Regions from separate parts of the Homo sapiens genome. Here region 2 is linked to region 1. Evidence: chromatin contacts called from ENCODE Hi-C data. All regions are on one chromosome and are shown on one strand. The core of a region is the stretch at or near the end of the contact, and the rest is flanking DNA. Distances in the headings are between cores, read along the strand shown. Region 1 holds the start of SGMS1-AS1 (SGMS1 antisense RNA 1). Region 2 holds the start of TFAM (transcription factor A, mitochondrial).

What was found. A loop is a pair of places that touch in the nucleus more often than their neighbours do. Pooled maps may share reads with other maps.
Region 2: a map of CD4-positive, alpha-beta memory T cell shows a loop between it and region 1 (33-fold over the local background). The contact joins the promoter of TFAM here to the promoter of SGMS1-AS1 in region 1. A Hi-C loop is called at or near these places in 2 of 168 maps with a recorded cell type or tissue (CD4-positive, alpha-beta memory T cell and naive thymus-derived CD4-positive, alpha-beta T cell) and 7 of 50 pooled maps.

Annotation. Positions count from the first base shown.
Region 1 is chr10:50,623,520-50,626,829 of GRCh38, forward strand. It overlaps SGMS1-AS1 (SGMS1 antisense RNA 1), which reads left to right and starts at 1,432. Exons shown (of 4, transcript NR_126411.1): 1 at 1,432-1,672; 2 at 3,151-3,286. It overlaps SGMS1 (sphingomyelin synthase 1), which reads right to left and starts at 437. Exons shown (of 11, transcript NM_147156.4): 1 at 188-437. RefSeq lists silencers at 1-124, 385-644, 693-850, 975-1,604 and an enhancer at 306-834.
Region 2 is chr10:58,384,160-58,387,587 of GRCh38, forward strand. It overlaps TFAM (transcription factor A, mitochondrial), which reads left to right and starts at 1,251. Exons shown (of 7, transcript NM_003201.3): 1 at 1,251-1,489; 2 at 2,061-2,179. The coding sequence starts at 1,389. RefSeq lists enhancers at 702-801, 995-1,651 and a silencer at 932-1,311.

The DNA of each region.
Region 1 (3,310 bases), core at 182-2,681:
GGGAGCAGCAGCTCTGGAGGACTGCCCGCCAGGTACGCGCGCGGCACCGCGCGGGCTGCGCTCACGCCCCCTCGCCCCAGAGCAGCCCGCCCGCTGCTCCCCGGCATAAGGCCGGGCCCGCGAGACAGGTGTCCGATCGGCCCCCGCAACCGTGAGGCCGGCTGTCTGTCCCTGCCCCACGACTCACTTGCACTGGAGTCACGGCAGCCGCCGGAATTCCGCTCGCGGAGCCCCCGCCGCGGAATGAAATCCGGGGCAGGGCAGCGTCGGGGCTCCGCACCCCAATCGCGCTCTCCGACCGGCTCCCTAGGCGCGAGGGGAGAGCAGTCAGCCCAGGCCGGTCCTTCTCACTCCCGACCTGCCCGCCGCCTGCCGCCCGCAGCCGCTGCCCCGCTGGTGCGAACGCTTTCGACTTGCCACCGCGAGCCTCCCGGGCTGCCGAGCATGCCCAGTCCGCTGCCCGAGCCGGCCCGGCTTCCCGCGCGACGCGACTCCGCTCCTCCGGGTGTTCACTGCGGCCGGGGGGGCGGGCCGGCCGGGCGGGGTCCGCGGGGGGCTCCTCCCGGGACCGAGCGGGACCCCGAACCAAGGGACAGTCGCAGTTTGGGCCCCTTGAATTTTACTTTCAAGTAATGGGAAACTGAGGAGGCGGGCGCTTTCCCCAGCGTTTTTAGGGGCCCACTAAGTAAGGCCTAGCGGGAGCCAGATTTTACAATCTGGGACGGTAAATCCCTTGGGGCAGGGCCGGAGACGGGAGCCGCTAGAGCTGGTCACAAAGCAGGGAACGCAAACTCAGCCTGCTGGAAGCCAGGCACGAGTTTGCGAACTACTACTGGATTCTTTTTCCCACCAAGCCCAAGGGCTGCGACACTTGGGATTAATGCCCAATGGATCATTCCTAGGAAACGGCCGACCTGACTATTCGGCCCATTTTCAAACCTCTAACCATAGACTCTCATCTTTCTCCCACAACAGAAAAAAAAAGCCTCTGGCGACGCCTGGGAGCGCGACGGAGGCGCAAGAGCTCTAACCGCGCGAGGTGAAAACTCCGACTGCGTCAGAGCCGCCCCGCCCCGCCTGGGGCCCACCTTCCGCCGCCCCTCCGAGCTGCGGCGAAAACCCGGAGAGCGGCTAGGCCGGGGTCGGAGCCCGCGCATGCCCAGTAGCCCCACGTGGTGCAAGTCGCCTGAAGGAAGGTTTTCCTCTGCTCCCCGAGCGAAGCCCCAGCGCCCAAGTTAGGATGGACAGCGGGGAGAGCTGGCCTTCCCGCCCCGATGCCCGCCGTCCCTGGCCGGCCCGCGCCGCACCTCGGTGGCCTACAGGCAGCCCGAGGCCGTGCCTCCCGCGGGGTCGGGGACTTGGCGAGCGGGGGAAGGGGCGCGGCTACGGGCCCGGCGTACCACGTGACTGTCCGCGGCGCTCCGGGCAGCCATCTTCCGCCCGGCCATCGGGCCGCGGGCGCTCGGAACCGACCTGGGAGCTGGCGGGACCGTCCTCCCCCGCCACGCCCTCCCATCGGGCTTTGGGCGCCGGACTCTGGCCACCGCTCGGCACCTGCCTCCGCCTCGCCTTGGGGTATAGGAGTCCTGTACCGACCCCTGGCTTGCCCAGAGGACAGGTTCTCGCCCGGGCCAGAAGCAAACTGCGGCGAAATCGAGACAACAGAACTCAGGTGGCGGAGGGTCCCCGCTTTTCCCCAGAGGCGGAAGTTGGCGAGGGAGTCCTCTTCCGTTATCCAGCGAGAGCGCTGCTCTGGCTGCCTCCCGGTTCTAACCTAGTCCCTGCAGAGGAGTGATGTACCGGCAGGGACATTGGACAGAGGCCGTGCTCTTCCCTGCAGCGCATACCCCGCGGCCCCTGCTGGTGGGCCGCTTCGATGGTGCTGAGGTTCATAGTGAATATTTATTGAGCGCCTGCCTCGAGTCCCTTGGGTTTCCTGTTGTCTCGGGACCTGCCGCGTCACTATCACCCTAGAATTTGTTAGAAATGCACGTTTTCGGCCCCACCTAGACCTACAGAACCAGAAACTGCGGGTGGAGTCCTGCAATATGATTAACAAAGCCCTCCGGGTAGTTGTCATGGACGCCTCTATATTTCAGCTAAGCAGTCCATTTTAATAAGCTAGGCAGTGAAAATTTCCATAGTTTTCCCCAAAGCACAGTGAGGAGTCAGGGATTCAAAATGAGGCAATCTGCCCCAATGCAGGCGTTTTATTGCACCCTCCACTCCTGGCTCCTCTGGTTTTTTCGCCCGTAAGACACAGTACTGCTCTTCTCAGGAAGATTAGGAAAGTACATTTGTCACATACGCTTTTCAAGCACGGCTTTAAAATAACAACTGAAATTCAGTTCAACTGCATGTTTTGAGTATCTACTGGGAGCAAGGCTCTGTGAAGTATAGTAGCCCTACTGGTTATGTTTATCAGTTTGCACCTAAAAGGTGAAAGGAAGGCTTGCTTTCTTGTGATGTAAATTTTTTCAAACTAAGGGAGTGCCAGAAAACTGCTGGCTGCTTTCTCTCCCGTGTTGGTTTCTCTCCAGTGCTATCCAGAATATGCTGTAAGCTCTGGACTTCCTGAAACAAAGGTCCAAGTAAGCATCTGGTCTTTGATGTACTTTAAAATGCACCCCACCCCCACATGAAAGATAACTAAATTTTTCAAAATATTAATACTTCTTGAATGTAAATCGTGTGTCTAAGGTACTGGCATAATTTTTTTTTTCAAATTTTCTATATGTTTGAAATGTTTCATAATAAAATCCTTTTAAATTTTTTTCCATGTGTAATTTTAGGATGATATATATATAGCACATGGAAAAAAGCAGGGCATAGAAGTATTTCCACTTTAATTTCAGTTTCATAAAATCAGAGAGAAAAAGTCATAGATATATACACCATACATAAAAAATAAAAGCGTAAATAAATACAGAAAGAAATCTAAAGAGAAATCACCATAGCAGTAAAAGTAAATTCTGTGTGAAGTGGTTATAAGAGACACTAAGAGTTGCCCCTCCTTGAAATTATATTTAGTTATGGTCCTTAAGTCACTATTATTTGTAACCAAAAAAAAAAATTGAATAAAAATAGTTCTCCCTCTTTAGTCCATCCAATCCTAAAGAATTTTTATCAGTGCCCTTTCTTTTTCTTCAGAGTCACTCTGTCACCCAGGCTGGAGTGCAGTGGCACCATCACAGCTCCCTGCAGCCTTGACTTACAGGGCTCCAGTGATCCTCCACCCTCAGCCTCCTGAGTATCTGAGACCACAGGTGCAAGCCACCATGCCCAGGTAATTTTTTATTTTTGGCCGAGG
Region 2 (3,428 bases), core at 1-2,500, 7.8 Mb after region 1:
TTCCATGCCAGAATGGGAGGTTTGAACAGATGACTTGGAAGGTCCCTTTCAACCCTGGGAGTCTATAAAAGGGAAGTGGTTATTACCGCTTAAAAGAAGAAGTAGGCTTAGTCCTACTTCCAGAGAGCCAATGTTTTCATAGTTACAGAAAGGTAAATAGACTGTCAGCTCAATATGACACTGGTAAGAATTTTCTAACAATTACGGCTATCCAACAGAAGAAAGGCTGTCTCAGAAGGTGGTTAGCTCTGAAACAACTGGTATTTAAGGGCTGGAAGGACCCTTAGGTATCTTTAGGTCTTCCTAATCTTTTTCATGCCATTGCCTATACAGAAAATGGTATTTCTATAACACAAATAAAAAAATTATACAGCAATTTTTGACACATCAATGTCTCAAGGCATACTTGTCACACGTTCTCAGGGCTTTGGCTGGGAAAACTGATTTAGTCTAACATCCTCGTTTGCAGAGGGGGAAACTGAATCTTAACGAGGGAATGCAATATTCCCAAGTCAAGACGTTAATGTTAATACTGGAACTAGAAGAATTGAGACTAGCGACTGTGGACAACTAGCCAGTTTCCTCTGCTCAAATTAAGCAAGCTGGAGGCCAGACTGAAAGACTGCAGTAGATGGTAGAATAAACAGTCTAAAGCTATATTGCTTTAAATGTGGTCTCAAGACCACCGACATTAGAACTTGTTAAATTCTGGGGAACTCGCTAAAATGAAGATTAATGGGCCCCACATAGACACACGGAATTAAGCTCTGCGGTAAGGCCTTGGAATCTGCATTTTTAGGTTTGCGAATCCCCGCCTCTCCCGTTACTATTTCTGAACTCCGAGCTCCAGCCCTGGCTTGAACTGAGACGCTCCGCTGGGCGCGCAGCAGCCGCCGATCGGACCTCGGGGTCCTGGATGCAGGACTGTCTGTTACGTACAGCCCTTGTGACCGTCACGGGCGGACACCGGCCAACGCCGGGTTGGGGTGAGGCCGCCGCCGCGGTCCCTCCATCACCCTCCTGGCCCGGCAGAGGAACCCACTGCTCCGGGCGGCCGGGGACAGAGGTGGCTCAACAGCGCCGCCTCGAAGCCAGAGCCCTCCGCAGGCTAGAGGATTGCGGTTTCCCTTCATCTCCGCGGCTCTTATTCCTCCCCCGCAAGGCCGCCCACCGGGGTACGCTCTCCCGCGCCTGCGCCAATTCCGCCCCGCCCCGCCCCCATCTACCGACCGGATGTTAGCAGATTTCCCATAGTGCCTCGCTAGTGGCGGGCATGATAACACACGCCGGAGGGTCGCACGCGGGTTCCAGTTGTGATTGCTGGAGTTGTGTATTGCCAGGAGGCTCTCCGAGATTGGGGTCGGGTCACTGCCTCATCCACCGGAGCGATGGCGTTTCTCCGAAGCATGTGGGGCGTGCTGAGTGCCCTGGGAAGGTCTGGAGCAGAGCTGTGCACCGGCTGTGGAAGTCGACTGCGCTCCCCCTTCAGGTAGGCCCGCTTGCCTGTGCCCTAGGGGCAGCAGGGCCCAGGACGTCCCGGGGTTGGAATGTAGACCCTATCCTTCACTTTCTGCCCCTCCTAGGAGTTCAGAGTCACCCTGGTTCTTTGATTCAGACCGCGACCTTGCCAAGGGGACGGTGGCCTTGAGACCAGGCCTTTATTTACTCTCTTAATACGCCGTACCTTCTTGCTACCCTCCACTCGCTTCTCCCATCCCTCCTCACTGTCCAGCTTTGGATCCTTTCCGCCTCCTCTGCGAATTCGCGCCGAGTCTCCGGCCATCATCTAGGCATTGAGGAGGCGGGGCCCAGGAGCTGGAGTATAGACGCTTTCCTTCACTCCCTGCCCTTCCTAGGAGGTAAGGGCTTTGAGACTTCAGTCCTGCAGACGCTCCCCTCCGTTTAGGACAGGGTTTTAATAAGTCTCTAGCATTCTTGTTGAAGGCGTTGGATACATAGTATCTTGATGACATTTCTTATTTGGGATCTGTGTTCATATACATGTGAATATTGACAGTTAAACATCTGACACTGGTTATTTTCTTTTTGTTTATATGTAGTTTTGTGTATTTACCGAGGTGGTTTTCATCTGTCTTGGCAAGTTGTCCAAAGAAACCTGTAAGTTCTTACCTTCGATTTTCTAAAGAACAACTACCCATATTTAAAGCTCAGAACCCAGGTAAGGAGTTTTGGGGCATATACCCTTTTCTCATGTAATAAAAATGCCATTAAGCAGTTAAATACCAATGTTGAATTGCAGTGCTAAAGCATTCAGTGACTGCAGGAACAATCATTTGATGTCTGTAAAATAGGAAGTTCTATTTTATACCAAATGGAAATGCTTTAAATATAAATGAGAACTAGTAAATGGTATTTTAAAAATAACGTATAGTGTAGAAAGCACCCTAGGAAGAGGATAAAAAAGCTGAATTTGGGGCCTTGTTGCCTTTGGTCTAGAGGACCACTGATGAATTATTTTCTCTTGCCTAGCTCCTCCTTTTTCTGGCTCAGGGAATTGTTAATAAAGTTGCAACTTCTGTGGAAGCATCCATAAACTGTAAGTTCTGTAGAACTGTAAAGTTCTATGCAATTTACTGCTAATTTCAAGAGCTTTCAAGATAAGAAAGGATAAACCTTTTCATCATAGGAGTTCAGAGCCACTCTGGTTCTTTGATTCAGACCTCGACCTTGCCAAGGGGATGGTGGGTTGTAAAGGATAAATCCTTTCTTGTCTTGGGTTCCTAAAAAAAAAACATTTCCAGGTAGGATGTTTGTTGACTCTCTAGAAAGCCTCTCGGCGAGAATAAAAAATGCTCACATCAGGCTGGGTGAGGTGGTTCACACCTGTAATCCCAGCACTTCGGGAGGTCGAGATGGGTGGATTGCTTGAGCCCAGGAGTTCGAGAACAGCCTGGGAAACATGGAAATCCTGTCTCTACCAAAAATACAAAAATGAGGTGGGCATGGGGGCGCAGTGCCTGTAGTCCCAGCTACTTGGGAGGCTGTGGTGAGAGGATCACTGGATCCCAGGAAGTTGAGGCTGCAGTGAGCCATGACTGCTCCACTGCACTCCAGCCTGGGTGACAGAGCGAGACCCTGTCTCAAAAAACAATAATAATTTTAAAAAAAAGCTCACATTATAGGTAAGGAGTTAGTTTCAGAGACATGCTTAAGTACCCACATCTTTTAAATGTAAGAGTTAGTACTAACAGGTATTTTTAAAAATCAATTAATTGCACGCCATCATTCCGGTTAAGATGAAGAAGGAAGTGGAGAATAACAGATTGAATTTCGAATAGCTTGTTTCCAAATGATATTTCTGTTATTGAAATACGAGGCTGTGTTATATGGATCGAGAATGTATTTTGTTGTTAGCTTTTATAAATTTAGGAATTCCTCAAAGACTTGAAAAAGTGTTTTGCTTGAAA